2 separate regions of the Homo sapiens genome follow, and region 1 is linked to region 2. A link is an interaction called in ENCODE POLR2A ChIA-PET data of the cell type or tissue named here. Cell type or tissue: PC-9. All regions are shown on one strand. Each heading gives the region's core, and the rest is flanking DNA. Links, peaks and the distances in the headings are about the cores only. Region 1 holds the start of MIR1178 (microRNA 1178). Region 2 has its middle 33 kb from the start of CIT.

Region 1 (11,582 bases), core at 108-8,107, 190 kb before region 2:
GCAAATCCCAGTTACCGCCAAGGCGGGGAGCGGAGGAAGATGGGCCTCCTTTGCAGAGCCAATCTTCCCTGTACCACCCCTTCTGTCCCTGCTGATTGGCCAAGCCCGGCCCACCTCCAGGGCGGGGCTCCTCCGGCTCCTCCTCACCTGCTTTGGCTGTATTTGCGAGTTCGGAAGCACCAACGGCACCATGAATAGATACATCCCCGTCGGGAAGGCACAGCTCAAATTCTTCCACCGGCCTCTGTCCAGCTTGGTGCAAAGAGGAAGGGCAGAAAGAAAAACAAAAGAACAGGAACAAGAACAAGGGGAGAAGAGAGAGCGAGAGAGACAGCAAGGGAGAGAGAGACAGGGTACGTGTGTAAAGAGAGGCGCACGAGAACAAGGAAGGGACAGAGGTGTGCAGAGAAGGCAGAGAGGGAAGATAAAAAAAAATAAAGTGTGTCAGATGAGTAGCACAGTCAAATTTCTGATGACGATGCGGATTTATGGGTTAGTTGACTGAGGCAGAAGTTCTCGGAAGGTGTATTAGCAGGTGGAATCTTCAGGGCAGCGCCCTGCGGGTTCTTCAGGGGGGAGACCTATAGATGTGAGTATCGCACCAATAACCTTTAGAGAAGTCATTTGGTTTGTAAGTTTCAAAAATGGAAAAGCGTAGAAGGCTTGCAAGGCAGTCCAAAAAACAAAGCCTTCGCGCCAGCACTGGGGAGACCTGGGTTAGCCACGTGCAATGACCTTCCCCCTGAATTATTAATTTACCTTCTCTGGCTTCATTGTCATAAATGAGGACTTTTGATCCCTCCAGGACAATGTACTTCCTGTCCCAGCCTTGCTGTCCTCGTTTGTTATTCCTGGGGAAAGAAAGATGGAAAAGAAAAATGTCTGAACTCAGAAGAAACATCCGGCTGGAGGATAGGATGAGGGGGTGGCAGAGTTCCTAGAAAAGACACTTCCCTAGAAAACATCAGGGACAGAGTGGCTTGTGCCAGCACCTGCTCCAGCCCAAGCCACCCTGACATGGTACCTGGGCACCTTCATCCACCCTTCCAGGTGCAAGCTGCTGCTGGGCTCCTTGGTCTGGAGACCTGGGGAGTTCATTTTGTCACGGCAGAAGGCCTCGGTGAAGTGTGTGGCATATTCAGCAGGCAAGCCGCAGGTGGCTGGCAAGCACGTGGAGCACTTGGGGTGACACATCACCTGACATTCTAGGGAAGAACAGTGAGCAACCTGAGGGCATGCTCAGCTGACCCTGGACCCTTCCCTTCCTCTGCCAGCCAACGCCTGGGCTTCTCTACCCCAGCCGGGCCCAGAGAGTCTGGCCCTGGCTTGCAGGTAGTCTCCTGAGCTTCCCCTGGTGCCAGGCCCCTGCAGAAAGGGAAAACAAAAGTGCCAAGTGCTCTTGACCCAGTTTTCCAGGCTTCAATCCAGACCGCCCACAAACAGGTGTGTAAAGAACACGTTTGCATGTTTCAGTTGGAGTCAGCGGAAAGGTAGGGAGAGACCAGCCTGACAAAAAGGGGCTGGAAATTAGCAAAGCCTAAGGCACTCTGAGCAGCAGGCTGGAGTCATGAGCTGCAGACATATATAAACTCACAGCTTCAACAGGGGAAAAATAGCATCCTCCTACTGAAGTAAGAAGCTCGAAAATGAATGCACTATATGATGAGTTAGAAAAAAATCACCTCCACCTGATAGACTTTTTAAGCTGGAGATGCACAGGTGCCCAGCACAGATGCACAACTACTGATCTTACCGAGACATTTGGATGCCTGGCGTCCAAAGTGCACGGTATCCAGACACACAGCACACTTTGTGGCTCGCATGTTCAGTCCTACGTTGAATCGGTGAGGAATATTGTGGTGCATGCGTTCCTTAAGACGCCGACTAAATTCTGGAGGAAAATGTTTTAAAAAATCATTAGAGTACTGCAAATGATCCCATCAGGAAAGTGAAAAGACAACCCACAGAAAGGGAAAAAATACTTGCAAATCAAATCTCTGATAAGGGACTCATATCTAGAATACATAAAGAACTCTTACAACTCAATAATAAAAGGACAACCCAATTTTAAAATGGGCCAAGAATTTAAATAGACACCTCCCCGAAGAGGATAAATGGCCAACGAGCAAATGAAAAGATGCTCAACATTATCAGTCGTTAGAGAGATGTGAATCAAAACCCCAAGCAGACACCACTTCACAACCACTAGGATGTCTACAGTCTAAAAAAAGGAAGATAAGTGTTGATGAGGATGTGGAGAAACTGGAACCCTCACACATTCCTGGTGAGAATGTAAAAATGGTGCAGCCACTTTGGAACTCAGTCTGGTAGTTCTGTAAAAGGTTAAACATAGTTACCCCAGAACCCAGCAATTCCGCTCCTGGCTATATATCCAAGGGGACTGAAAACATATGTACCCACAAAAATCTGTACATAAATGTTCACAGCAGCATAATTTATGACAACTACAAAGTGAAAACAACACAAATGTCCACCAATGGTGATATGGTTTGGCTGTGTCCCCACCCAAATCTCATCTTGAATTGCAGCTGCCATAATTCCCATGTGTTGGGAGGGACTTGGTGGGAGATAACTGAATCATGCGGGTGGTTTCCCCCATACTGTTCTTGTGGTAGTGAATAAGATCTGATAGTTTTATAAGGGGAAACCCCTCTCGCTTGGTTCTTATTCTCTTTTGTCACCGCCACATGAGACATGCCTTTTGCCTTCCACCATGATTGTGAGGCCTCCCCAGCCACATGGAACTGTGAGTCTATTACACCTCTTTTTCTTTATAAATTACCCAGTCTTGGGCATGTCTTTATCAGCAGTGTGAAAATGGACTAATGAAAATGGATTAATGGATAATCAGATGTGCCATCTACACAATGGAGTATTATTCAGCCATGAAAGGAATGAAGTTCTGATACATGCTACAACATGGGTGAACCTTGAAAACATTACATTCCATGAAAGAAGCCAGACACAAAGGCCGCATGCAGTATGATTCATCTTTATGAAATGTCTAAGAGAGCAGATCGACAGAGACAGAAAGTAGATTGGTGGTTGCTAAGAAGAACATTAGTGGAAGGAGAATGGCGGGGGACTGATAATGTGTATGGAGTATTTTTTGGGTGGGGGGGTGTCAAAATTGTTCAAAAATTAGAATGTGATGAGGGTTACACAACCCTGTAAACTTACTGAAAAAGACTGAATTGTACATTTTTAATGAGCGAACTGTACGGTATGCAAATTACATCTGAATGAAACTGTTAAAACCATTAGAACAGGTTAGTTACAGATTTTGAAAGTATTAACACTAACAGATGCATCTAGATTTATAAGACTCAACTTAAAATCTCCATTATCCAGTGATTAGGAATCAGGCTTTAAGAACATGTTACTGGTAGGAGATTGACTGACTATACGGTAGGCTCTCCTTACAACATCACCCCCCTTCCTTTCTTGGAAAGGTGCAAGGAATAAATAACAGGAATGCACTTTGAAACTGTGTGGTGCAGTATACACAAAGGAGCAATATACTGTAGTACTATCACTATTCAGGGACATTTCAGTGGACACCACAGCCAGAAGCAATGCTTTCCTCTATCTTGTCATCACCATTTTAATGAGTTTAAAAGTAAAGCTCTTGGGCTGGGCACAGTGGCTCAAACCTGTAATGCCAGCACTCTGGGAGGCCAAGGCAAGTGGATCGCTTGAGGTCAGGAGTTCAAGACCAGCCTGGCCAACATGGTGAAACCCTATCTCTACTAAAAATAAAAATATTAGCCAGGCATGGTGGCGCATGCCTATAATCCCAGCTACTCAGGAAGCTGAGGCATGAGAATCGCTTGAGCCTGGGAGGCAGAGGTTGCAGTGAGCCAAGATCACACCACTGCTCTCCAAGCCTGGGCGACAGAGCGAGACTCTGTCTCAAAAAAAAAAAAAAAAAAAAAAAAAAAAAAAAAAAAGTAAAGCTCTTTGATTCAAGGAGTTATATAAACACAGGAGGAAGAAAATGACTTCAGGCTAAAGAAAAACAACAGCAACAAGAAAACACCATCTGGTTTACAACCAAAACAGGTTTGATTGCAATGCCATGATTGCTAAACCACAGCTCTACCCTAGTGTTCCTAAGACATTCCAAACAGCTTCCTTGGCCTTTTCTTAAGTCCTTTTAATCTCTAGGTAAATGGAGTACATTTGAGACCAGCAAGAAAACTCCTCACACTGTTGGTAGAAATAAACATTGGCACAAACTACCAGCACTCAAAATGTACATGACCTTTAACCCAGTGATTCATTTCCCAGGAATTTCTCCAGGCACAACACCCACAGAGGCACAGGATGTCCTCTGCAAGGTGTTTACAGTAACAGGGGATTGGAAACAACCTAAATGGCCATCAACAGGAGCCTGGCTTAACAGGTGAATTGCATGCTCACACCACGGAATACTGTGTGGTTCTCTGAAAGAATGGGGTAGGTCCTTATGTACTAATGTGAAACCTCTAAGATAGCACTTTAATGAAACGAAGGTGTCTTGCAGTGTATACTGTAGTGTGCTATGATATTTATAAGAGAAAAAAGGCCTGAAAGATAAGCTTACGTTTTCTTGTTTTTGTTTTTGAGACAGAGTTTCAGTCTTGTTGCCCAGACTGGAATGCAATGGCTTTATCTTGGCTCACTGCAACCTCTGCCTCCCAGGTTCAAACAGTTCTCCTGCCTCAGCCTCCCAGGTAACTGGGATTACAGGCATGCACCACCACACCCGGCTAATTTTGTATTTTTAGTAGAGACAGGGTTTCTCCATGTTGGTCAGGCTAGTCTCGAACTCCCAACCTCAGGTGATCCGCCCACCTCAGCCTCCCAAAGTGCTGGGATTACAGGCGTGAGCCACCACTATAATATTTATAAAAGAAAAAAGGCCTGAGAGAGAGATGTGCTTATTTTTTCATATTCTTTTTTCTTTTCTTTTCTTTTTTTTTTTTTTTTTTTGAGATGGAATCTCACTTTATCACCCAGGCTGGAGTGCAGTGGGGTGATCTCGGCTCACTGCAACCTCCACCTCCTGGGTTCAAATGATTCTACTGCCTTAGCCTCCCAAGTAGCTGGGACTTCAGGAGAATGCTACCACACCCAGCTAATTTTTGTATTTTTAGTAGAAACGAGGTTTCACCATGTTGGCCAGGCTGGTCTCAAACTCCTGACCTCAGGTGATCCGCCTGCCTCAGCATCCCAAAGTGCTGGGATTACTGGCGTGAGCCACCATGCCCAGCCTATTTTCTCATATTCTTTAAATATAATCACACAATGTAAGATACATGAATGGTATAGACATGTGGTCACATATATGAACCAACACTGAGGATGGGGAGCCAGGAGACTGACTTCTTTCTTTTTTTTTTTTTTTTTTTTGAGATGGAGTTTCCCTCTTGTTGCCCAGGCTGGAGTGCAATGGCGCAATCTCGGCTACCGCAACCTCCGCCTCCCGGATTCAAGCAATTCTCCTGCCTCAGCCTCCCGAGTAGCTAGGATTACAGGCATACACTACCATGCCCAGCTAATTTTGCATTTTTAGTAGAGACGGGGTTTCTCCATGTTGGTCAGGCTGGTCTTGAGCTCCCAACTTCAGGTGATCCGCCCACCTCGGCCTCCCAAAGTGCTGGGGTTACAGGTGTGAGCCACCGTGCCTGGCCAAGACTGACTTTTTAATCTTTAACCCCTAGTATTACTTGTAATTTTTACCATATGCCCACATGTCTTAGTCGACTAAAAGAAATTTCCATACAACTCCAACGTACCCTCTGGAGTTGAAGACTCCTTTCTGCGGCTGGATGGCGGGGCCAGCAGGCTCATGGCACTGGGCTGGTGCTCTGGCGACCGCACGATGGCGGACATGGCGATCTGCTGCCTCGCGGTGGCTGGCGTGGATGGGTGTGGGTGGTCCGTTGCTTTGCGGTGGGCAGCTGCAGAGAGACCAGGACAATGCCTTTTGGTTAGCTGGGTCGCCTAGAGGACCAAACTAAGCCGAATGTCCCTGGGCTATCTTTCAAGGACCCAAGACCAAAAGAATATGCGTCACATCAACTTGGCAATGCACAGGGGCCATACGTTTTTCAGACATGGGATGTCTGGTCTGAAAGCGTATGGGCCATAAACGAAGACACTGAGCTAGTTAGTCTTGGCTGATCTCACTGAGATCAATCCTCTGCCTTTTCCACATCCTTGAGCATTTTGGAGAGAGTGAGCCCCTACCTTCCTCCCGGGCGGACCGGAGCTCGATGCGGGTCTTCTGAAGGGCTTCCTCTAGCTCTGCACAGCGAGCTTTCTCCTTCTCCAGGGCCAGCTTCAGCTCATTGTACTGCAGAGGAACCTGTGTGGGTAAAGCAGGGTCCTCTTTCCGTCGACTAAATAAACCCTAGCAATGGAAACAGAGATATCTCCTAACTCCTGGAAACTGGCACTTGAAACTAGCTAAAGGAAATCTGACTCGGGAGGAGCAAACCACAAAAGCCAGGAGCATACTCACTGTAAGTGTATTTAGTAAAAATGGCATGTGAAGGGGGGGAAGGGTAGGCTGAGCCACAGCCCGTTCCAGCCGGCTGAAAAAAATAGGGGTGCGGAAGTTTTCACCAAGAGGATTAAAGATGCTTGAATGGCCACCACCTCTTCCTCTAGCATTGCCAAGACAGGAGAGTCATGTCCTGAGTCTTTCCCATTCAAAAAATGGAATCAGGAGAGTATGGAGTATGGAGTCAGGAGAGATGGTTCAGAGGTCACTCTTGCCTTGGAATATGTCTCATGATGCTCAGTTACAAGACACAGAGATGAGTGTTTTGTAAAAGGAAGCAAAATTTTAAAAGGAATGCTAAAATGAGGTCAAAACAAGGGGCTTACTCAAAAAAAAATGCAAATGAAAATATTTACTATACATGGAAAAAAAAGGAAAACAGAATAATGCAACTTAAAAAAAAGGTAACTAAAAAAAATAACAAATGGAAACACCCTAACTAAATCAAGTGACATAACCAGGTAACAGTTCACTGCTAAAATAAAAAAGATTAAATATCATAAGCATAACAACCATATACAGTCACGCAGCATGCAAGAAAATCCTTCCCGTGCAGCCAACGTCTAGTGGGAGGCGGCCTCTGAATGTTGTGCTCATGCCCTTACAGCGAAGATGGCACCGGAAATATTGAGACAACTGTCAACTTCAGCCCTCCACTCCTTCCTCCTAGGTATTCCAAGTCATCAAGGCCTCTCCTGCAAAACCACTGCCACTGCTGCTATGGTATGCTTCTGCATTTGGAAGGAAACTGCAAGCTTCTTCAAGACTTTTCTGGAACTGAGAACACCTGGCCAAACCTAGTATGAAGGCTTTAGTGGTTTGGGAAAGCATGTATAGATCAGGCTTATGAAAAACAATCTTCTCATGTGCACTATGTATAACCCTGCCCCTAGTTTGTAATTTGTCTCCTGCAATCTAAAAGGGTTGTTCAGTACTTGGCAGAGGGGAGAAGTGTCCAGTCAGACACTTCAGGCAGGTCACCCCAGCTCCCTGAGTTCTAGTCTCTTTGTGAGCCGATCAAAAGGACTGGACTAGATCACTGTTAAAGTCCTTTCTGGAGTGTGGTACGAGAGACCTGAACTGCTGAAGCCCCATACTTGTGACTTGCTAACTCCCTCTAGAGTCATGTATGCATGACTTGGTATAAATCTTTCTCTCTGCATACATCCCTCTGCCCCAACTGCTATGTGTGTGGGCTGGGGAGGGATTACTTCTTTAACAAAGATACTATGATTTGAATGGTCATAAACAAAAAGTAGTTTGTTAGACTTGATCACTGATATCTTTCAGTAAGACCTATTATAATTATCTCAAAATCTATTTTTCAACCCAAAATAAAACAACAAAAAAAGTATACTTTGTTTTCTTCTATGTTCCTATGATCATATATCACAGTGGTGTCCACTGAGCCATGAATGATGAGTGAAACTGACAATTCCCACTTTTCAAACACTTTGACTCACCTTTTTCTTTTTAGCAGGTTGGTCCATTTTGGCTTGCAGAAAATCAATGAGTTTGGTTTGTTGAGAAATAGTGCCTTCCATTTTCACCTTTTCATGAGAATAGAGAACCTAAAATTCAAGAAAACAAACTAACCTCAAATCCAGACAGAAGTATACTTTTAAAGTTGGTACTTTAAGAAACTAAAAAGTGAAGTTGTTAGGACACTAATATATGAAAATCCAACACAAACAGTACTGAGTCAGTATGTATTTAGTCCAGTTTTACTGCAAAAGAGAAAAAAGATATATTTATAGATAAATATGTGAAAAAGTAAAAATAGCAACAGGTTCCTTGTAGGTCATGGTCACTATAGAAATCTTCCAACTTCTCTGAATGTTTGCAATCTTTGAAAATAAAATCTTGGGGAAAATACACACAATATGCAGCACAAAGATACTGACCATTTTACCAGATGACTGTACAATCATGCTTTGCCTCTGCAGACTTATTTATTTATTTATTTTCTTGAGACAAAGTCTTGCTCTGTTGCCCGGGCTGGAGTGCAGTGGTGTGATCTCAGCCCACTGCAACCTCCACCTCCCGGGTTCAAGCCATTCTCCTTCCTCAGTCTCCCGAGTAGCTGGGACTACAGGCACCCGCCACCACGCCAGGCTAATTTTTGTATTTTTAGTAGAGATGGGGTTTCACCATGTTGGCCAGGCTGGTCTCGAACTCCTGACCTCAAGTAATCTGCCCTCCTCAGCCTCCCGAAGTGCTGGGATTACAGGCATGAGCCACTGCGCCCAGCCGTGCAGACCATTTTTAAGCAGATTCCCTCTGCCAGTCCTCACCTGAATGTTTTCCAGCTGATACTCCAAGTCACTTCTTTCTGTCTTCAGTAGATCAGCCCGATCTAGAGCTTCTTGCAGTCCTTGAGTCAGACGGAAAATGTGATTTTTCTGCAGGTCCATCTGCTGCTGTAATTTGGCTTGCTAGTGGGGAGAAGGGCCAGGGAAATGCTTGATACTGCACACAATACAATTTGTTCCCCTGCTGTTCCTATTTCAAACTAATTTCAGGCATGGCACCAGAAGTACAGCTTTTGAAATCATCTCAATTCAGAATTACCAATTGTCATCTATTCCAAAAGGATGCAAGCACAGTTAAAATGAATTTGCACAGAAACCTCTGCTGGCCAACAAGTCCGAGGATCCCTACCGTCACAGGAAGTCCAGGCTGCAGGGATGGCCTTCCCAGACAGAGTTCCAATTGAGGATATTTTGGTACATTAAGGTGAGGATATTTTGGATGGCATGAGCCATCTGAGTTGACATCTAAGGCAGTTCGACTCAGTGCCATGACAACTAAGTTCCAATGTCTTTATTTTCTGTTTTCAAGATCTTAATTGTTGCTATGAGAAATTACTCCATGCAGGCAGTGTGGGATACACAAAGAGAAATCATATCATCCCTTACTTAATAAAGGTCCCATTAGGGTAAGAGACCCCAACAAGTACATGAATAACCACAATCATGAGACATATTTCTACAACGTTGGGGGAAAAGAAGAAGATCCCAGTTATAGTACAGAGTGTTGGTAAAACCCAGAAAAGAAATTCAATTAAGTATATTGAAAATAGTTTTGTGCTGCAAATCTCGCTCCAATTTTTATAATGGAAGTTAACCAGAAAATAGGACAGGCTATAAAGACGCTGGTTTTGTGGTTCTTTTTCCTAAAATGCATCCGTTTCTAAAAAAGCAGGAGAGAGCAGGCATCCTGATGAGACAGTGCTTGATTTTATCCAAACCCTGGATTATAGCTTAACTACACTTAGTGTGGCCCAAATAATCTCTTCCCTGGTAGCCTGGGTCCTCTGCAGACTTAGGGACAGAGAGCTACTCAAAGCAATAAACATCATCACTGGAGATTCCAAAAGGCCTATGGCAGCCCCCAAACTCCTCCATCCCAGCAGGCCCAGAGCCACTGATAATCTCAGCATTTCCTGGCCCTCTCTGTCTCTTTGCTTCTCTCTACCTCTGTTTTTCTTTCCATTTATATTCCTCACCTGCCCTTCCTCTTAACATGTAGCTGATTCCCTAAGGCATCGTGTTGCAGTAGAAAGACCTGGATGCTGGATTCTTACAGACCCTGGTTTAAATCCTGACTTTTACACTTATCATATCACTGATACCTGTTAAAATCTGTATTTATCACCTCTCAGAGCCTCAGTTTCTTCATCTGAAAGTGGGTATACTAGCTTGCCTCATTGGATGACATATTGAACAAAGTGCCCAGTATACAGTAGGTGCTTATTGAATGTTTATCCTCTCCATCTCCTTTGTCCTTCTTTCTTCCCTCCATTCAGTTAAGGTGCTCCCTCTCATCCTCCCGTCTGCCTTTCCCTAACAGTACTGCCACAAAGGAAGAGCTACCAACTAAAGATCACCTGGGGCCAGGCACAGTGGCTCACACCTGAAATCCCAGGACTCTGGGAGGCTGAGGTGGGAGGATCGCTTGAGCCCATGAGTTCGAAGTGGCAATGAGCTATGATTATGCCACTGCATTCCAGCCTGGGCGACAGAGCAAGACCCTGTCTCTAAAAAAATAAAAACGAAAATTTAAAAAAAAAATCATTTGGCCCGTGTGCGTAATCTGGAATTTCTCAATCAAACCACAGAGCCCCCTAAAATACAGGAAAAAAGGAAAGAAACAGCTAAGATACCCTCCTCCGCAGCATGAGTGATTTCTTCTGCAAATTACCCTCTTTAGTTTCTTCCCACTATTTTAGGACAACATTAATTACTAGGCAGAAACCAGAGAAACAAGTGCTGGGGACGAGAATCTGTTTGGTGACAGCCGAGCCCAAAATATTTTTCTAGAATAAACGCATCAACTGTCCATTAGCTTTCCAAGAAATAGGCTGGTTATTCCCTATACATTAAAAAAAAAAAAAAAAAAAAGTAAGCGGGGCATTTGTACTCTATGAAATGTTTTTCAGAAGCATTTACCTGCTTCCCAGAAAGAAGCAAACAGAGGTATATTCATGGGCCAGTGTTAGGCTGAAAGGGGGATCTTAGCTGTGTGTTTAGACCTGTCCAACAATTTCACGAGGAAACTGTAAGGAAAAAGACAGGAAACTGGGAGGAAAAAGAAAGGGCCTGGATGATAGAACAAGAGCATGAAACAACCCCCGTGGGCTGGAAGAATGGATCAAGACCAACAAGAAAAACTTCAGTAGGGCGGTATTTTTTAAATTGTCAATGGAATAAATCTAGAACATAAAGATGTTTTTAAGAAAAAGCAAACTTGTGGAAGGGCAGGTAGTGATTTAACAGACCAGTGGTGTCAATGATGTGATCAAAACTACCCAAAGAGCACAGGTAATTGGCAGAGGTTTAGAGCCCAGTATGGAGACGGAAAGATCCCAATGTATTCAGTGCTATTCAGACCACATGGACTTGTAGAAACTCTCTGTGGAAAGACAAATCTACCAGAAAAGAACATCCAAAGCTTGAGGGGATCTAAAATGTTTCACTTAAAAAAGAGAAGGTGGCCGGGTGCAGTGGCT
Region 2 (11,582 bases), core at 2,404-10,403:
ATTAGGCTGAGTGAAAGAAGCCAGATTCAGAAGAGAGCACAAAACCGAAGGCAGTGGCTCATGCTTGTAATCCCACCACTTTGGGAGGCCAAGGCAGGAGGATTGCTTGAGCCCAGGAGTTTGAGACTAGCATGGGCAATATTGTGAGACCCCGTATCTACAAAAAATAAAATAAAAATTAGCTGGGCATGGTGGCATGCACTTGTAGTCCCAGCTACTCGGGAGGCTGAGATAGGAGGATCCCTTGGGCCTGGGAGGTTGAGGTTGCAGTAAGCTATGATCACACCACTGCACTCCAGCCTGAGTACCAAAGTGAGACTCTGTCTCAAAAAAACAACAGCAACAAACAACAAAAGAATACATGCTGTATGATTGCATTTATATAAAATTCTAGAGAGGGGAAAAAATGACGGCAGCTAGAGTTGGGGATGAAGGTAAGGATTAATTGCAAAAGGATCTCCAGGGGTCTAACAAGAATGTTCTATAGCTTAATTGCATTGGCGGTGACATGGCGTATACATTTGTCAAAACTCATCTAAATATAGCCCTAAAATGGTGCATTTTATTGTATGTAAATTATGGCTCAATAAAGTGGGAAAAAATAAAATGTAATTCAAATTGAAATGTGGGCAGGCATAGTTGCTCATGCCTGTAATCCCAGCACTTTGGGAGGCTGAGGTGGGCAGATCACCTGGGGTCAGGAGTTCGAGACCAGCCTGACCAACATGCAGAAACCCCATCTCTACTAAAAAATACAAAAATTACTTGGGCATGGTAGCTCATGCCTGTAGTCCCAGCTACTCAGGAGGTGGAGGCATGAGAATCGCTTGAACCCGGGAGCTGGAGGTTGCAGTGAGCCAAGATCGTACCACTGCACTCCAGCCTGGGCAACAGAGTGAGACACTATCTCAATTAAAAAAAAAAAAAATGGCCAGGCTCAGTGGCTCAAGCCTGTAATCCCAGCACTTAGGGAGGCCCAGGCGGGCAGATCACGAGGTCAGGAGTTCAAGACCAGCCTGACCAACATGATGAAACCCCGTCTCTGCTACAAATACAAAAATTAGCCAGGCATGGTGGCGTGTGCGTACAATCCCAGCTATGCAGGAGGCTGAGGCAGGAGAATTGCTTGAAGGAGGCAGAGGGTGCAGTGAGCTGAGATCATGCCACTGCACTCCAGCCTGGGTGACAGAGCGAGACTCCATCTCAAAAAAAAAAAAAAAAGAAAAGAAAAGAAAAAATTGAAATGCAATTCAAAAAAAAAATTCCAGGCTGGACGTGGTGGCTCATGTCTGTAATCCTAGCACTTTGGGAGGCCAAGGTGGGTGGATCACTTTAGGTCAGGAGTTCATGGCCAGCCTGGCCAACATGAAGAAACCCTATCTCTGCTAAAAAATACAAAAACTAGCCAGGTGTGGTGGTCCGTGCCTGTAGTCCAAGCTACTTGGGTGGCTGAGGTGGGAGAATCACTTGAGCCTGAGAGGCAGAGAGAGTGAACGGAGATAGCACCATTGCACTCCAACCTGGGCAATAGAGCAAGATTCTGTCTCAAAAACAAAAATAAAAAGAATTCCAACTTCAGGGTTTCAGGGAGAGGTATGGCAGAGACATGAGAACTGAAAATGAAATTCTTCAGGAAGAATAAATGCATGAGAACAGACAAGAAAAACACCGTGAGCCCAGAGAGTCCATCGACAATTCTGCAGCCCAAGTAGGCAGCCACTCTGGCCACCCTAGGAATGAGATGCCTTTGGTTCTCGCTTCTGCCAGGTGCCCTCCAACTCAAAGAACAGCTTCTAGCTCACGCTTGTAATCCCAGCACTTTGGGAGGCTGAGGAGAGTGGATGACCTGAGGTCAGGAGTTCGAGACCAGCCTGGCCAACATGGTGAAACCTCATCTCTACTAAAAATACAAAATTAGCCGGGCATGGTGGCTCACTCTTGTAATCCCAGCTACTCAGGAGGCTGAGGTGGGAGAATCACTTGAACCCCGGTGGCAGAGGTTGCAGTGAACCAAGATCACGCCACTGCACCCTAGCCTGCGTGACAGAGTGAGACCCTGTCTCAAAAAAACAAAAACAAAAACAGAAAAAAAAAAAGTAAAAAAAACATACATCCCTAAGTTGTTTTTCAAAAACCCAGACCCCTACCAAATGGCATCCAGGGGCGCACAGACCTCAGATGAGGGGAGACTGATGACCGACCTCTGACCACCATTCTTTGTTCTAAATTTGTTCCTGAAGGGCCTGGAGGAAGCCAGGAGCTAACGTTCTTTTCTGCTGACCCCAAATTTTTAAACAAAGCTTCTCTTCCTTAACCAACTGCAAATCAGAAAATCTTTGAATCCACCTATAACCTGGGGGCCCCACTTCAAGGTATCCTGCCTTTTTAGGCCAAAAACCAAGGTGTACCCTCCATGTATTGATTTACAATTTTGCCTATAACTCTGCTTTCTTAAAATTTACCCCTGCTTTTAAAAACCATCAGGGAGGTCAGGACGTAAGCATTAGCTGCCCAATTCTCCTTGCTTGGCACCCTGCATATAAATACCTTCCCTTCTCCTGCTGCAAACCTCCATGTGGATATCTGGCCTTACCGTGCCAGGCGAGCAGAACTCAGTTCGGTTTAACACCTTCCCTCCCCCAATACACAGGCTGGGATGCAGGATGGGATAGAGTGAGGCTGTGGATAGCGAAGTAGTTTGGTTACTTTTTTTTTTTTCTGAGACTAAGTCTCACTCTGTAGCCCAGGCTGGTGTGCAATGGCTCAATCTTGGCTCACTGTAACCTCCACCTCCTGGGTTCAAGCGATTCTCCTGCCTAGCATCTCAAGTAGCTGGGATTACAGGTGCATGCCACCACACCCAGCTAATTTTTTTGTATTTTTAGAAGAGACGGGGTTTCGCCATGTTGGCCAGGCTGGTCTTGAACTCCTGACCTCAAGTGATCTGCCCGCCTCGGCCTCCCAAAATGCTAGAATTATAGGCATGAGCCACCATGCCCAGCCTATTTGGTTACTTCTTAATAGAAGAGGGGACTCCAGTTATTTTCTTCTTTCTTTGGACCATGGAGTCCATGAAGCTTTTTTATCAGCTTTTGAGCCCTGGCTGCCTCCTCCAGAGTTGTTCTGTGACAAAAGGCAAGAAAAAGGATCAAACTCCTTTGGCATGCACCTTATATCATGGAGGTCTTCAAGAATATATTATTTCATGGCATAAAAACATGGACCAGCTGCAGTGGCTCACACCTGTAATCCCAGTGCTTTGGGGGGCCCAGGCGGGAGGATCACTTGAGCCAGGGAGTTTGAGACCACCTTGAGCAACACAGCAAGACCCTATCTCTACAAAAAAAAAAAAAAAATTTTTTTAATTAGCTAGGCCTAGTGGTACACACCTGTAGTCTAAGGTATTCATGAGGCTGAGTCAGGAGGATCGCATGCGCATGAACCCAGGAGTTTAAGGCTGCAGTGAGCTATGATCATGCCACTGCACTCCAGCCTGGGTGACACAGCGAGACCTTGTCTGTAAAACAAAAACAAAGTTAAATAGGCCAGGCATGGTGGTTCATGCCTGTGATCTCAGCACTTTGGGAGGCCAAGGCAGGTCAATCACCTGAGGTCAGGAGTTCGAGAACAGCCTGGCCAACGTGGTGAAACCCCATCTCTACCAAAAATACAAAAATTTGCCGGGCATGCTGGTGGGTGTCTGTAATCCCAGCTACTCGGGGAGCTGAGGCAGGAGAATCGCTTGAACCTTGGAGGGGGAGGTTGCAGTGAGCCGAGATCGCACCACTGCACTCCAGCCTGGGCAACAGGGTGAGATCCTGTCTCAAAAAAAAAAAGGCAAAATAAATTCTAAAAATTTAAAAGCAGAAATGTGTGAACCTTAGATGGTAGGGCAGATTCTAGCACATGCTAAACAGGAAATAACAGAACAGCAATGAATCGATTTTGTGAACTCCCACAGTTTGCTGTTATCTAAGATGAAACTCCTGAAAAGGGAGAACAATGGGTCGATGCATCAACATACATTGTGTTCACAGCAGATAAAAGCAAGACAGGACCTTAATGTGACCAATTTCTCTGGGCATAAAGATTTTCCACAACCATTAGGCATTTCTCTTTCAACTGGCGTGCTTGGTAGTGTATTTTTAGAATCAAATTTCTCCTTCAGGGGTGGTGTGGTTTGAAGATGATTGCCCTTCCAAGGCAGTTTTCTCTCTGTTCCCCATTAGCAGGGTCTAAAAAAACAGCCTTTGAAAATCCAGGTTTTGTGCCTTCAAGAGCACAGTTTCCAGCTCCCTTTCCTTTGCCAAGTAAAAACTAATTCTAGCACTAACAAAAGGGTAATTCACCTAAGATTCTCCACCAGTTTTTCACTCTGTGTAACTAAGATTCTTCAAGGAACAAGAAATCATTAAGATTGAACATTTTTTGGAAATATTTATGGCAGCCAATCAATGACAGAAATTGGGGTCTATCCATCATAAAATAATGTATGGAGAGAGTCTTGTGTTTTCTAAGCTACTAAAGTGTCTCTCTATTCACTGATACTAGTCAATAAAACAAGAACAACCCTATAAGCTGCTCCGAATGCCTGCTGAAAATTAAATGGACATATCACTCAGGTCTGTCTGTTTGTCGTTGTTTTTAGACAGGGCCTCATCCTGTTTCCCAGGCTGGAGTGCAGTGGCATGATCATAGCTAACTGTAACCTCGAGCTTCTAGGCTCAAGCCATCCTCCCACCTCAGCCTCTTGAGTAGCTGGGACTACAGGTGCACACCACCATGCCTGGCTAATTTTTAATTTTTTTAAGAGATGGGTCTTGCTATGTTGCCCCGGCTGGTCTTGAACTCCTGAGATCAAGCACTTCTCCCACCTCAGCCTCCCAAAGTGCTGGGATTACAGGCATGAGCCACCACTCCCAGCCAGATCTATCTGTATTCATTATCTATTGCTATATAACAATACTGCCAAAACTTAGCAGCATAAAACGACCTGCATTTATTATCTCATAGCTTCTGTGAGTCTGGAGTCCAGGCACAGCCTAGGTAGGTGCTCTGCAAAGCTGCAATCAAAGTCCCAGCCAGGGCAGTGGGATCTCATTCCAAGGTCTGACTGGGGAAGAATCTGCTTTTAAGCCCACATGATTGCCGGCAACATTCAGTTCCTTGAAAGCTGTAGCTGTAGCTTCTTACTCACTGTCAGTGGACGCCACTCCCAGTTTCCCTTGCCCCATGGCCCTGTCCACAGAGCAGCTCACAAGATGGCAGCTTGCAAGGGAGAAAGTCTCTCAGCAAGACACACACGACAATCTTATGTAACGTGATAACCCATCATCTTTGCCATAGTCACCTGGTTAGAAGCAAATCACAGGTCCTGCCCACACTCAAGGCAAAGGGATCACACAGGATCTGAACACCAGGAGATGAAGATCATGGGGACCACCTTGGCCACCTTACAGTCTGTCCTCTGCACTGTCCAAACTGGTTGCTAACATCACTTTAGCTTAAACATCAAGATCTCCATCCCATGGCTGACCATCCTCTGCCGTGAATCCTTTAATTCCAGTATAGCATTTACCCCAAATTGAGGACGATCTTGGATGATGGTATTTTCTTATCTGCTCCCTCTTTCTCCTTCCATTGTCTACCTCCCCTCCAAATACCAGGAATCCACACTGCTGCTCTGGTGGGCACAGCTCCCTGAGCATTGCTTGGATGCTTCCCAGTGGAGGTGCGTCCATCTCTAGAAATGTAACTGTGTACATGGAGATCCCCACCATTGCCACTGTCATCACCATTACAGTTCATTAGCACCATGGGCCAAAGCACAGTGTCAGACATGGACTGTGACACAAAGAATAATGAGGCATGGTACTCAAGATGTATACAATCCAGATGAAAACTGCTTTAAGTCTTACCCAAGGGAGAACTGTCAACCTAAAGGGCACAGTGGACAGCTCTTAAAGTTATAAATAATCCGCATATGTCATTTGTGTAATAACAAATTTTTTTTTTATAAATTACTTGCAACTGAGAGCATAAGCTAAGAGCTGAGAGTCAACGTCCCTTACCCTACCTTCTGAAACAGAATCCAAAATATCCTGTGTGGGCCCAGTGCAGTGGCTCACGCCTGTAATCCTAGCACTTTGGGAGGCGGAGGTGGGCAGATCGCCTGAGGTCGGGAGTTCAAGACCAGCCTGGCCAACATGGTGAAACCCCGTCTCTACTAAAAATACAAAAATTAGCCGGGCATGGTGGCGCAAGCCTGTAGTCCCAGCTACTCAGGAGGCTGAGGCAGGAGAATCACTTGAACCCGGGAGGTGGAGGTTGCAGTGAGCCAAGATCGTGCCACTGCACTCTAGCCTGGGCAACAGATAGAGACTCATCTCAAAAAAAAAAATCCTGTGTGAAACCCCCCTCCCTCCCTCCCTCATCTTCTCAGTCCTCATCTTCTCAGCCATAAACTTTAGGCAATATTGATCCAACTCCTCCTCCAGGGGTGGGCCTGTATCCAGCATCAGCCAATCAACTTATCCCGTACATTTTCCCTATGATGATTGGTTCACAATTGAAGCAGAAACCCAACCAAAGTCAACGATAGGTAAGGAGATGCTTACTGTGGTCTTTGGGAAAGAAAAGTCTCCTCTCTCTTGAGGAAGATTTCAGAAGAGGTTCTTCTCTTACACTAGTGCTATCCAATAGAAATATAATGTGAGCTTCATATTGAGATTTCAATTTTCTATTGGCTGCAGCTTAAAAAGGAAAAGGAAAAGGTGAAATTAATTTTAATAATATGTTTTATTTAATCCAATATAACCAAAATATTATCATTTCAGTGTGTCAATAGTAGAAAAAAATCAATATTTTACATTCTTTTTTTTCATAGTGAGTCTTTGAAATCTGACATGTGTATTTTATACCTTCAGCACATCTCAAATCAGACCTAAACAGATTTCTCAAGAGCCACGTGTGACTAGTGGCTACTATGAAGCTCTGGACAGTAAAATATAAGGATATGAAACTTGATCTGCTTTACTCATAGCACAAGTAGGTGGAAAAGGAGGACTTTAGGATGAAACTGACCACAACTAATAGGAAAAAAAAAAGAACTGGGTCCTCACTGACATCATTGGAGTCATTGGCTCAAGCTTCACTTGAAATCAGCATGACCTCAGAAACTCAGTTATGCGAGCCAATAAGCTCAATTTACTGTTTAAATGTATTCAAGTTGAAATTCCTATCACTTCCAACAAAAGAATCTCAACGGACACAGAGAGTGAGCGATGATATAAAGCAATTTATTATGTGCCAAAACTGAAGAAGGGACAGTAAGCATCAAGTGTGTAGAGAAAGGATAAATCAACTTGAGACTAGCCTGGGCAACATAGCGAGGTTCTATCTCTATTAAAAAAAAAATTGTAGCAGGGTTTCTCAACCTTAGCACTTTTGACATTTTCAGCTGCATAATTCTTTCTTGTGGTGCTGTCCTGCACATTGTGGGATGCTTAGCAACATCCCTGGCCTCCACCCACTAGATGCCAGCAATACCCTTTACCTCTGGTTCTGACAACCAAAGGGGTCTTCAAATATTTCCAGTTGTCCCCAGTTGAAAGCCACTGGGCTAGAGGTGGTATTTGTAATAAATCTGGAAGACTTGTTGGGATGTACTGTTATAATAAATCTGGAAGGCTTGGTGGGATGTACTTAGAGATAATGATGTAAATAAAGGTACCAGGGAAAGAGAACAAAAGGCTCATGAGGAAATCAATCATCATCACTACTAAGTCTCAGCTATGGTTGCCAACAACAATTAGAACATTAAATCTTATCTAGAAGCTCATTTTTAAAATATTTTTTTAGAGATGGGGTCTCACTTTGTTGTACAGGCTTGTCGCAAACTCCTGGCCTCAATCCTTCTGTTTAGCTTCCCAAAAGGCTGGGATCACAGGCTCAGCCACTACACCTGGCCTAAAAAATATATATATATTTTAATTCTTATCATACACTGTTGGTAGAAACTGAAATCGGCAGAAACCTTTTTGGAGAGGAATTTGGCAACATCTATGAAAATAAGAAATGTTTTAACCTTTTGTCCCAACAATTCTTCCTCTAGAAATTTGCCTTACAGTAAAAAACTTTTCCTAACATCATAATAATAACTGGGCCAAGATCATGCCATTGTACTCCAGCCTGGGCAACAGAGCAAGACTCTATCTCAATAAATAAATAAATAAATAATGACTCTGTGTGTACAAAGAAAAATATCTAAGATACATATGCCAAGGTATCTTATGGGATGTACAGTGCCATCCCATACAAATAAGATAAAGATCTATTGACATATGCTTGGGAAAAGTTAGGGAAATATATATAAAATGTATCAGTGGTTATCTTGGGTGAAATGCATACTGTGGTATGGGAAAGAAATGAGGATTACACTCTATCCATTATATACAAAATGTAAAAATAAGTAATTCAAAATCTAAGCCATTGAAACTCTATTTTGAGCCTTAAAGGAATGTGATTATGGGGACTGAGTCATGTGATAGGCAGCTGTAACCTAGACAGCTGTAACCTTTGTTTCTCTGATTATAAATTAGCCATCTTCTTTTTTTGTTTTTGTTTTTGTTTTTTTTAGTTTTTTTCCTTTTTTTTTTTGAGACAGTCTCGCTTTGTCACCCAGGCTGGAGTGTAGTAGCACGATCTCAGCTCACTGCAAGCTCCGCCTCCCAGGTTCACGCCATTCTCCTGCCTCAGCCTCCTGAGTAGCTGGGACTGCAGGCGCCTGCCACCATGCCCAGCTAATTTTTTGTATTTTTAGTAGAGACAGGGTTTCACCGTGTTAGCCAGGATGGTCTGGATCTCCAAACCTCGTGATCCACCCGCCTTGGCCTCCCAAAGTGCTGGGATTACAGGCATGAGCCACCGGGCCCGGCCTTTTTGTTTTGTTTTTGAGACGGAATCTCACTCTGTCACCAGGCTGGAGTGCAGTGATGCAATCTCAGCTCACTGCAACCTCTGCCTCATGGATTCAAGTGATTCTCCTGCCTCAGCCTCCCAAGTAGCTGGGACTACAGGCGCACACCACCACATCCAGCTAACTTTTGTAGAGATGGGGTTTTACCATGTTGGCCAGGATGGTCTTGATCTCCTGACCTTGTGATCTGCCCACCTCAGCCTCCCAAAGTGCTGGGATTACAGGTGTGAACCACCGCGCCCCAGTGCCTAGCCAGATTAGCCATCTTCCTAAACTATGTTGTTTGTAAAATGTTGCAAATGACTAAAGGGCACCAGAGAAGACCCCTTGCCTCTTTACTGTTGATTTTCATTATAGATTAACTTCCTGCTTACCCTTCTCACACAAAGATTTCATAGCTATCACATTGTCTTAAGATGGAATGCTAAATATACTCTTTTAAATTGGAAAGGAAATGCAAGCCAGCTGTAAAGAAAAGAAAACAAGCCTTAAGGAAAAGAAAACAAACTGTAACTAATTAAATTGTTGTAACTCATAAACCAGGCTTATGTAGAAAATGTTACCATTCTACTAGACTCTGTTTTCTGCTTATAACCAAGAACTTAACTTTCAACTTCGGAACTCTCACCTCATTTCTCTGGAGTCTGTCTCCCAGATTGGCTATTCCCAGCTCTTCGCTTGAATAAACTCTTTAAGACTAGATTCTGATGCTTCCAATTATTTCAGTTTGGCATCAAAAATTATTCCCCACCCAAGACCCTGGCACTGACTTCTGCAGAACAGGACCTATTTGTTAGGTAAAAACTTTGGGCGGGGTGCATTGGCTCACACTTGTAATCCCAACACTGAGAGATGCAGAGGCAAAAGGATAGCTTGAGCCCAGGAGTTTGAGTCCAGCCTGGACAACATAGCAAGACCCCATTCTCCACAGAAATGAAAAAAAGACTTTGGTGTGCATCTTGCAGAGTGAGTCAGTTGTATGCTGGTAATTATTTAAGAAGTAACTCAGGCCGGGCACGGTGGCTCACCCCTGTAATCCCAGCACTTTGGGAGGCTGAGGCCGGTGGATCATGAGGTCAGGAGAGCGAGACCATCCTGGCTAACATGGTGAAACCCTGTCTCTACTAAAAAATACAAAAAATTAGCTGGGTATGGTGGCGGGTGCCGTAGTCCCAGCTACTCGGGAGGCTGAGGCAGGAGAATGGCATGAACCTGGGAGGCGGAGCTTGCAGTGAGCCAAGATAGCACCACTGCACTCCAGCCTGGGCGACAGTGCGAGACTGCACCCCCCACAAAAAAAAAAACAAAACAAAACAAGGGCTCACTATGTTGCCCAGCCTTGTCTCAAACTTCTTGACTCAAGCAGTCCTCCCACCTCGGCTTCCCAAAGTGCTGGGATTACAGGAATGAGCCTCCATGCCCCACCTGATTTATTTAATAATGAGCATGTATTATTTGAGTAATTAGATACAGTTCTCTCTGTGTTGAGAACTGTGTCTAATTACTCAAATAATTCTGTCAACACAGAGTTGAGAGAACTTTCTTACCATACTCAGTAGAACATGGCAGAGATTCTTTAAATGCAAGGAGGCACCTATAGGAAGTAATCAAGTCCTGGAATGTCACCTAAACCAGTCGGGTCTGTTTAGAGAGAGGGTTTTTGTTACAGAATATAACCTCCCAAAAACTCCTTTTTATTTATTTTTTTTCAATTCTGTTTTGGCTGAAGTATGTGGAAGCAAATCCATTCCAATCATAACTTTGGGTAAAAATGACTCCTATCCATATCATAATAGGACCCAGGAGTATTGCCTGCTGATCCCAGCAAAATGTAGAAAGAGAGCATCTCTGATGCAACTTAAACTTAGATTGAAGAAGGGTTGGTCAGGCCAGGTACAGTAGCTCACATCTGTAATCTCAGCATTTTGGGAGGCCAAGGCGGGCAGATTACTTGAGCTCAGGAGTTCAAGACCAGCCTGGGCAATATAGCAAGACCCTGTCTCTAGGAAAAAAAAAAAAAGAAGAAGAAAAAGTTTGGCCATTATGTTTATATTTGGAAAATAAATTTTATTTATTTCTTAAAACGGTCTTGTGAGGTAAGTACTATGTATTCCATTTTATAGATGATGCACCTAAGAACACCAAGAGATTAACTGGCCATCCTGAGTGTACAGTTTAATACATTTTGGAAAGTTTGCTGAGTTATGCATCATCACCATATCATCACCAGGTTTATATATATATATATATATTTTTTTTTTTTTTTTTTTGAGACGGAACCTTGCTCTGTCTCCCAGGCTGGAGTATAGTGGTGCAATCTCCACTCACTGCAGCCTCCGCCTCCCAGGTTCAAGTGATTCTCCTGCCTCAGCCTCCCGAGTAGCTGGGACTACAGGTGCATGCCACCATGCCTGGCTAATTTTTTCTATTTTTATTACAGACGAAGTTTCACCATATTGGCCAGGCTGATCTCGAACTCCTGACCTCAAGTGATCTGCTCACTTCAGCCTCCCAAGTGCTGGGATTACAGGCGTGAACCACCACACCCGGCCAGAATATTTTTATCACCCCAATAAGGTCTCTCATGCCCATTTACAATTAATCC

What was found. Peaks named below come from ENCODE experiments on the same cell type or tissue, not always from the same donor. Only the 100,000 strongest peaks of a DNase experiment are listed, where the experiment ranks them.
Region 1: POLR2A ChIA-PET joins it to region 2 with 6 read pairs; 3 of 35 experiments call an interaction of 5 or more read pairs at or near these places.

What each region holds. Positions count from the first base shown.
Region 1 is chr12:119,712,444-119,724,025 of GRCh38, forward strand. CIT (citron rho-interacting serine/threonine kinase) reads right to left here. Exons shown (of 48, transcript NM_001206999.2): 29 at 8,866-9,006; 30 at 8,035-8,142; 31 at 6,256-6,418; 32 at 5,802-5,966; 33 at 1,754-1,891; 34 at 1,025-1,205; 35 at 760-851; 36 at 148-252. It overlaps MIR1178 (microRNA 1178), which reads right to left and starts at 1,281; the gene lies at 1,191-1,281. In PC-9, for the core only: no CTCF peak of the experiment used is centred there; a DNase peak (open chromatin) is centred at 4,148; H3K27ac peaks cover 1,665 bases.
Region 2 is chr12:119,904,277-119,915,858 of GRCh38, forward strand. No RefSeq gene overlaps it. Among named protein-coding and RNA genes, the nearest start is that of CIT, 33 kb to the left of the region's middle. In PC-9, for the core only: no CTCF peak of the experiment used is centred there; a DNase peak (open chromatin) is centred at 7,025; H3K27ac peaks cover 74 bases.